2 separate regions of the Mus musculus genome follow, and region 1 is linked to region 2. A link is a loop called in an ENCODE intact Hi-C map of the cell type or tissue named here. Cell type or tissue: left cerebral cortex. All regions are shown on one strand. Each heading gives the region's core, and the rest is flanking DNA. Links, peaks and the distances in the headings are about the cores only.

What was found. Hi-C counts contacts between places; a loop is a spot of excess contacts. Peaks named below come from ENCODE experiments on the same cell type or tissue, not always from the same donor. Only the 100,000 strongest peaks of a DNase experiment are listed, where the experiment ranks them.
Region 1: it touches region 2 in a loop (5-fold over the local background); 32 of 42 quality-filtered maps call a loop at or near these places.

Annotation. Positions count from the first base shown.
Region 1 is chr2:3,766,983-3,771,383 of GRCm38, reverse strand. All of the region lies in intron 1 of Fam107b (family with sequence similarity 107, member B), which reads right to left. Among named protein-coding and RNA genes, the nearest start is that of Gm36031, 39 kb to the left of the region's middle. In left cerebral cortex, for the core only: a CTCF peak has its summit at 1,902 (motif pointing right); a DNase peak (open chromatin) is centred at 1,920.
Region 2 is chr2:3,544,846-3,549,246 of GRCm38, reverse strand. No RefSeq gene overlaps it. Among named protein-coding and RNA genes, the nearest start is that of Cdnf, 34 kb to the right of the region's middle. In left cerebral cortex, for the core only: a CTCF peak has its summit at 2,479 (motif pointing left); a DNase peak (open chromatin) is centred at 2,472.

The sequences.
Region 1 (4,401 bases), core at 324-4,323, 220 kb before region 2:
TTGAGGGAAGAGAGAGAGCAGGGCATCTATCCACAGACTCCAGAGTAGACACCGGAGAGAAGCAACCATGTCAGCATGAAGCCCTGAACTGTCACTAACAGTTCATCAAAGCCAAATCTAGGCAAACTGACAGCCAACAACTATCAATCAGTGCCTTGGGAACGGCACGTGCAGATGCAGGGTCCCAACTGATTCCAGCAACAACCATAGGAATAAAAGACTCAGACTCTACACCAACACTCAGAGAAACAAGATTATACCATGCTGGTACTTATACTGCTAGTGCCATAGTGCTAAAACCAAATTGCCGTCCACTAATCCCCAAACCCAGGTTTGCCAAACTGCAATGCCCACCTTTTTCTTTTTTACATCAAGTGTTGTAAAAAAAATTTTTTAATTAACATGAAAATAAAGCTACTAAATGTCTAAAGACCAAGTCAATTAAAATATAAAAGCAGCTATAACTGCATCATAATTAAATATTTGAGGCAACACTGTATAATATGAAGGCTCAGAGCTACCAAATGAGGAAAACATAACAGAGAACCCACACATTCCCAAAACACTGTGGACATTTTAACTGAGAACTCCTGCAGCCTTAATCAGAGAGAGAAATACAAACCTTGCACATAGTGAGTAAGGGAGCCCATCACAGCCAGCCTGACTTCAGCTCCACTGCTCCCTGGCTAAAGGGGCTGTGCTGTCTGCTTGAAATCTCAAATGCACAAGGCACCGCTCTACAGCCTAACCTGTCTAAAAGAGCCCAGAGCAGATTCACTCTGGTTAATCAGTAGACAAAGTATGCTGCCTGCTTCCATAAAAGGACCTGCTTCTCTATCCTAAGCCATGACATCTTTTCAGAGCAGGAGGGACTCCAAAGGTCAAAGTTTCAGGGAGGAGGCAGGCAGGGAAAGAATGGGGTAGCTGTCAGCAACAGGGGAGAGGAGCCGTAGGCCAGGATGCTGGGGCACAAGTGGGTGATTTCTCTTTTAGAGTTTCTAGGACCTCTCCCCCACAGTAACAGTCGGTGAGAAGCACCCAAGTGGGGGTCTCCTACCAGACAAGACCCTGGGCAGGACCCAGGGTGAACCTGCATGAGTTCTGATCTAAGCACAGGGCCAGCACTGTCTTCATTTTCTCTGTCTTGGAGTCAGAGGGTGGGCACAAGAGCCCCGCAGCCCAAGTCCCATGCGCAGGCTCAGAGTCTTCTGCAGGCCAAGCAGAAGGTGTGTGCAATACAGCTCCTCCAGACTACAGCAAAGGGGTCTGGAAAGGGAAGTAGTGTCTCCCTGTGTCCTGGATGGCTTTACCACAGAGCGGCTGGGACAGGAGCTGGGAGCTACATAGGGGCACTTCTCCTTGGCTTTTCACTCTGCACCCACAACAAAAGCAAAGAAGTAGCCATCTCTGTGACGTTCTTACCTGATGCTCTTTCCTGTCAGCCATCCTGTCCGTGGTTACTGAAGCCTGACAACAGAATTCTGATCATGTGGGGACGTGTCCTCACAAAGCCCACGCTCTGACTGAACTGGCATAAATACTATGTACCGCACCTTCCCTCTCCTTGGCCCTTCCTCCACCTGCAGGCCCTCGCCATTGCTGCTGCTCCTAGCAGGCATGATGCTCCTTTCTAATCCACCTTACACCAAGCCGAATCAGATACAGATACGTGGCCAAGTCTTTCAGGAAGATTTTCCTAACATCCTGACTGTAATTAAACTCTGGCCTCCGACAACTACGGAATCACCTCCTCTCTTTAGTCTGCACTGAAATCTACACGAAACATTCCATCCCTTTATTGCAAAGACTGGTTTCCTCCTCTTCTTCAGCCACCTAGGATTCTATGGAGGTTCTATGGAGAGTATTTAAAAGAAGTAACCAAGTCAGGGGTTAGCGGTTAGCTGCCAGAAGAGGGCGCTCCTGAGCCACATGACTTCCTTGGCCTTTGGAAATACGCTCAGGGAGGCAAGGTGGGGTTCTTCACTGAGCATTAAGCAACCAAGAAGGCTGAGAATAAAGATGTGATAGAAAAGTCTAGGAGTAAGGGGGGGAGTCTAGAAGTAAGTATCCTTACATGAGGGATTTCTTCTTGACATTAACACAAGATATTCTCATCATATTGATGTTACTGACCAAGTAACTGGACCATAAAGTAAGTTTTTTTTTTTTTTTTTTATGGAGTTGTTTGCATTTATTTACTTTCTTCCTTTAAACATGGAATATGCTCAATTGTGTACAGACTTCTTCATGCCCTCACAAAAGGAATCTACAATGTGGATTCTCTCTTCTCTTATCGGCTGTACAATTTCATCTTAAATAAACGTAACAATTTATGTATGATTTTTCATGAAAAGAAATATAATTACATATTTAAAAAACAATACCCCAACTCAGTGTATTGCTTTATTGATAATACAGCTACTTTAGACTTAATAGTCAGTTCTTCACATCCTAATACATTTATAAAAGTAACTATGGTTCAGTCCCTGACTACAGAATGTGAAGTGACCAAGCCCTGACCGCTTCAAAGAGCCCTTTAATCATCTTTGACTCTTCCTTTGAAACATGAAAATGAAAGGATATTAAGTATATTTTATCCAATGTGAAAGTAATAGGTCTCTAGGAAATTATTTTGCTGTCTTACAGAGTCTTATTGAGATCAAAAACAGCATCATGGCTGCCATGGAACAAGTATCAGATTTATACATTTTAAATCTGTTTGTTTGTTTGTTTGTGTTTTGAGAGTCTTGCAATCTAGCCATGTCTGGCTTAGAACTTTCTATGTAGATCTGGCTGGCTTTAAGCTTACAATGACCCTTCTTCCTCTACCTCTTTAAAGTGATCAAATAGACAACTTTATTTTATTTTTTAACATAGTCAGTATTCTAGAAATTTCCACATATTTTAGAGGAAAGCTATCTAGACTAGCACAATGATTTAGACCAGATAAAAATATAAAGTATACAACTGACTATTACCAACTCTCAGTGGCAGGAAGTACAACCAAGAATAGAATCTCAACAATGAAACAATAAAAAAGCTTAAACTTCTAAAGTTACATTTAGTTGATGAAAAATAAGTTATCTGTAATTGATTAGAAATTGGCACAATTCTGTTACATAAGACTGCAATAATTTATCACTGTGTTTAGTATGTCTTTCTCTCTGGAAATATTGGCAGTCACACTCTTAAGCCCCCTCTAGGTTTTATTTTTATGGCACATTAGTGGTGGGCTCGTGTGTAACCTGAGACGTGGATTGATTTCCCTTTACATGAAAACATCTGCTTAGGTGAAGCTCCTTAATTCGCCCTCAGTCAATTATAAATTATTAAGTTAATCTTATTTGAAATGAGAATATGAAATACCTCAGCAGCCAATATTTATTGACTAATGTGAAACCTTTATATATTTCTTTGCTGTCTTGGAGAAAAGAAAACAGATAAATTATTTCTGATCTATCAGGGAACAAATGCAATCCAAATCACCTTAAACTTTAGACCAGTATTTGAATTTTAAGTAAGTGATGATTTGCATATGAAATAATGGTTTAACGATCTTTCATAAAGTAAGTTTTTTATGTATGTTGCTGCTGCTGCTGTTTGGTTTTTATCAAGTATCAGTCAAGGGAAGAAAAATCAGTGCTGGCTTAATTAAAGAAAGACAACTGAGTGGTTAGACAAGCCGTAACTTCCATGACTTCAGTTCCCCAGCTGTCTTTGAAAATGAATGAAATAATGTGGCAGCAATGTGCTATTACCCAGGATATGAGTGAGTACTTGAGTAGGCGGTGTTGCTAGCCAAGCTATAGCCGACACCATTACATATTTTATCTAGAGATATCTATCTTCTTTGGGTCATATTTTCTTCTAATCATGAATTCAAATGAATAATACAGTTTCCTCATTAGTAACAGTAAGTAAGTACATGTGGATGCATAGTGTGTTGTATATGAGTGTGTGTGTGTGTGTGTGTGTGTCTGTGTGTGTGTGTGTGTGTGTGTGTGTGTGTGTGTGTGTGTGTGTGTGAGATTTAGGTGTGGAGGGCAGAGGATAAATCCAACAGTCATTCCTCAGGGGCTTTTACCTTGTTTTTTGATACAGGGCCTCTCGTGAGCTCACAGAACTCCACACTGCCACCACCACCACCATCACCACCATCACCACCACCACCACCACCACCACCACCACCACCACCACCACCACCGCCGCGCCGCCAGTGCCGCCGCCCCATCTCTGCCTCCCCAGTGCTGTAGTTGCCTGTGCACTCCAACGTGCCCAACGCTTTCTATGGACGCTGGGATCATACTCGGTCCTCACGCTTAACAATAAGCATCTTTAACTATTAAGTGCTCTCCCCAGCCCAGCATCCCACAGTTCTACCAGCAAAGCTACAAACACAGA
Region 2 (4,401 bases), core at 77-4,076:
AGCTCTGGGTGCAGATGGAAACTGGGAAGATCCTATCCCAGGCTGCTCCTCGGTTCCTTTGTCCTGGGGTCTCTGGGTGGGTCCCTTGGAGCAGGAGTGGTGGTCTTACCTGCGTTCACAAGCTTGTCAGTACTCCTGAGAGACCCACTCTCTCCTGGTGGTATTTGTGTATGGAGCATTGTGGCCAAGAACACTTAATTTTTATATCTGAATTTCTAAATACTGCCCTCCAATGAGATGAAACCAATTTCTTCAGGACAAAAAAAAAAGTTTTGGGGCTGGAGAGATGGCTCAGCGGTTAAGAGCATTGACTGCTCTTTCAGAGTTCCTGAGTTCAATTCCCAGCAACCACATGGTGGCTCACAACCATCTGTAATGGGATCGGATGCCTTCTTCTGGTGTCTCTGAAGTCACATACAGTGTACTCATCAGATAGATAGATAGGTAGATAGATAGATAGATAGATAGATAGATAGATAGATAGATAGATAAAATCTTTGAAAAAAAAGTTTCAGGATGAACTTAGAATCATTTTGCAACAACACTACAATGTGAACACAGGGAGTTGTGACTTGCTAAGAGTCAACATGAAAGGGTCTACTGTGGCCATTCCAGAACAAAATAGGAGAACAAAATAGCAATGATACAATTAAAACTGAATTGCCATCCAAACTATAACAATAGAACATACTAATATAAAATGGGGAAGAGAAACAAATACTTCTTACAGAGAAATGCAGATTGAGATGGAATTTATAGAAAACTAATATTAGATGCCCATGTCATCTGAGATTTACTTCAAAATAATGGGTTTTAATTCTCCTGGGAGAAAGATCAGCCATTATAACATTAATATCTTCTGAGGCCATTGGCATCAGGTGATGGATTACACACTACAGGTTTGTATTAAAGATGACATGATGGGGCTGAAGAGATGACTTAGGGATTAAAAGTACATACTGCTTTGGTATCCAAGCAAGCTGAGTTCAGATCCCAGAACTCACTTGTCATGCCTGGCTGTAACTTCAGCTTCATGGGATCCCTCACTCATATCTGTCTGCTGCATGTACCTGCACTCCCATATACATACTCATATCCAAATGCATGTGCATATATATAATTTAAAATAAATAAAGCATAGTGAAGGCCTATACCCATAAATATAGGCAGAATAAGGGAACCAAAACTAGTAGGCAAGGCATTCCTATCCATGGGAACTCCGTGGGGAGGGTGGCATGAACCCAGGTACACAAAGCTGGAACTTGGGGTCAGGGAGATGGCATCTGCTGCACAAATGTGGGGATCTGAGTTTAGATCACAAGAGCCCAGGAATATTTAGATGCAATGGTGTGTGTCCATAATCCTACCATTCCTACGGCAAGATAGGAGGTGGGGACAGGAGGAGCCCCAGAACCTGTGAGCCACCTAACATTGCCAGCTGTGAAGAAGAGACCCTGCCACAAACAAGGCAGAAGTTGACACTGGAGGTTGTCTTTTGATACCCACTTGTATGCCATAGCACATGACTATGCACACATGCATAAATACATACATGTACATTATGCAGAAAGAGAGAGGAAAGAGCAGGGTACAAAGAGAGAGACAGAAAGCTGGAACTCTGGAAGCAGGCTGCTGACTGACTGGCTGCTTACTGGTCAACTGCTGCCCCCTCATTGCTCAAGCCAAACAAGGAACCAGATAAAGGAATCCAGTAGGTACAGCCCGCAAAGGTCAGCTTCCTGAGATGCACAGTGGAGCAAGAGTCACATAAAACTGTTCCAGAGGGGCAAACAGCATGTATGACTGCCTACATTATGGCAAGATGGCAAATTTTAATTTCTGTCACATAGGGGAAAATGAACTGATGAAACTCATCATTGTCCTGGTAGGCTGTTATTTCACCTTAGGCAGGAGCATCTTAAAATCATGCAATTTTAAGAAACTGAAACCATATAATCAATCTCTCAGGTTTTGGCATGTGCCGCACATTCAGAGAGAATGGGCTTTGTGTGTCTTATTCATTTATGCAAGAAATTGGCTGGTGCTGTATTAAGGATATTCACAAAAAAAAAAAAAAAAAAAAAAAAAAAAAAAAAAAGATATTCACAACTGCACCTGAGGATGGAGCTCAGGGAGAGGGCTTGACCAGAATGCATGAGATCCTAGGTTCAGTTCCCAGTAGTGCCAAAAGAAAAAAAAAAAGTAAGAAAAAATTTGTCAGCAACTAAGCTAAAACAGTTTTTTATGTTTATTCACAGTGAACCAGAAGATGAAAATATTGTTTTGTTATATCTGTTCTCCTTATCCTTTATCTGATAAGATGTTTCTTTGTCTGCATTGTCCTGTACTCCCTGATAATTCAGAGAGGAGAAAATCTGTAGAGATGTCTAAAGCAACTGAGACTGCACCTGCTGCTTCTACAGAGTAAGAAACTAAACCTGGGAAAACCAGCTGGCCCGCTCGACAGACCGCCACCTGCTGGTGGCTATGTACTATGCGCTGTTCCTTGGATTTGGTGATGTGTTCAAACATGCAGGGGGCTAAAAGTCAGAGACCTTGTGTTCTAGTGTCAGCTCTGTCACCAAATGACAAAATGTCCTTGAGCAAACTGTGTTGCTCTCTTGGCTTCTGTGTCTTCAGAGGAAAAGCAAAAAATCTAAAGCTGTATCTTTACTATCAGACATGTCTAAAAGCTTTTCTAGTATCAATGAGTTCCAATATTTCATTAACTTAATGAAATGATTTCATTTTAAACATGCATCCCTCAATTGTTGTGTGTGTGTGTGTGTGTGTGTGTGTGTGTGTGTGTGTGTGTGTGTGTAAGTTGTGGAATGCTAGTGTATATACAAATTATCAGTTGTTTAACGAGTGACTCAGAATGGCCAGCAGTCCATGCTGTGTGTGTCAGATCACTGAAGGACAGCTCATAAGGGGCAGTTCTTAGCGGTTCCATGAGCTTCCCTCTATGAAGGCTTAGGGAGATTCTAAGTCACCCTTAGAACACATTGTAACTAATCAGTCAGTCTCACTAAAACTACTTTCTTATCACCTTCAACAGCTGGGCTCAGAATGATGACAGAAACCTCCCTGTGTGTTTCCCTTCCTTTATCTAAATTAGTTATAACCAGAGATTACTCTGAGATCTTCAAGACTCACATAGCAAGAAGCTAACAGGCCACAAGAGGATGTACCCCACACCTATTAGATTCCTCTTAGTTCCTCTTCACTGTCTCCCAAACCCCTTCATCACCATCTTCCTGAAAGTAGATGTTCCCATCTGTGCATTGGGAAGGTTATTATACCAACTTAATAACATCGCTTATCTAGGTTATGGTAGCAAAGGAGTCAACACAAGACAAAATGCTTACCTAAGGGGATGCATCAATGGCTTTAGGCTAGGTAATGCATGGGCTCAGATGCTTGTATACTTTAGAAGCAGTGTCACTGAGAACACTGGGAAAACTTCTTCTATAGCCCCTGAAGCATTTAGCTTCCTAAACTACGTGGCATTTATTCTGAGTCCTAAGATATGCATAGGAATGAATTATACAGAAACAGAGGGACACATGGAGATGGGAAGGGACATTCTATGTAGAAGTAGAAGTACACAGTGAAATCTAGAAGCCAAAGAAAGTGCAGTTCCCTTAAGACATACCAGTCCTTCATATGGCTAAAAGGTATAGAGGTGAGAGGTTGCATCCTGGCTGTAAGCCTCAGGGGAGGGGAAAGTGGTCCTTCTCTGCCACACTAAAAAGATGAGCTTCATCCTGAAGGCTCTTGGGATGCACTGGAGAAATAAAGCAGCCTAAATACTAGAAGATATTGTGAAGGCCAAGGCCAACATTGTATGAATAAAGAGTGGCCAGTCTGAACATCTGGTTCCACTAGACAGATCAGCTTAGAATGGGTGAATATCCAAGCACTTCTCCCTGAGATTCTGTTTTCTCTAGATACTCTCCAGTCAGCCATTTACATAGAATTCATCAAAGCTCACACTTCAACAAGTAAAACACTCCAAAATTTCTAAAAGTAACATGATAGTGTTAGAAGAAGAAAAAAATAAGAGGAAGAGAAAGAGAAGAGGAAGGGGAAGGGGAAGAAGAAGACAGTATATGGCTTCTTGTTGAGACTTTAAAATATCTACATAGTTAAAATATACATTCTATATCATATATAGGCACATATACTTAAATAAGGTAGCATTGCCTCCAAGTGTGGGAGTCTGGGAATACAGATAGTATTCAAGATATTTTGCTGTGAGGTAGCGACATGGGGCCATGGTTAGTGAATTGGTGAATCTATCTTAGATTTTGTTTTCTTCCTATCTATAGGTAAGGAGAAATAGAGCATATTCAGATGTTTATGAGAAGAATTAAAAAGAATGAAGAAGACCCAAGTTGT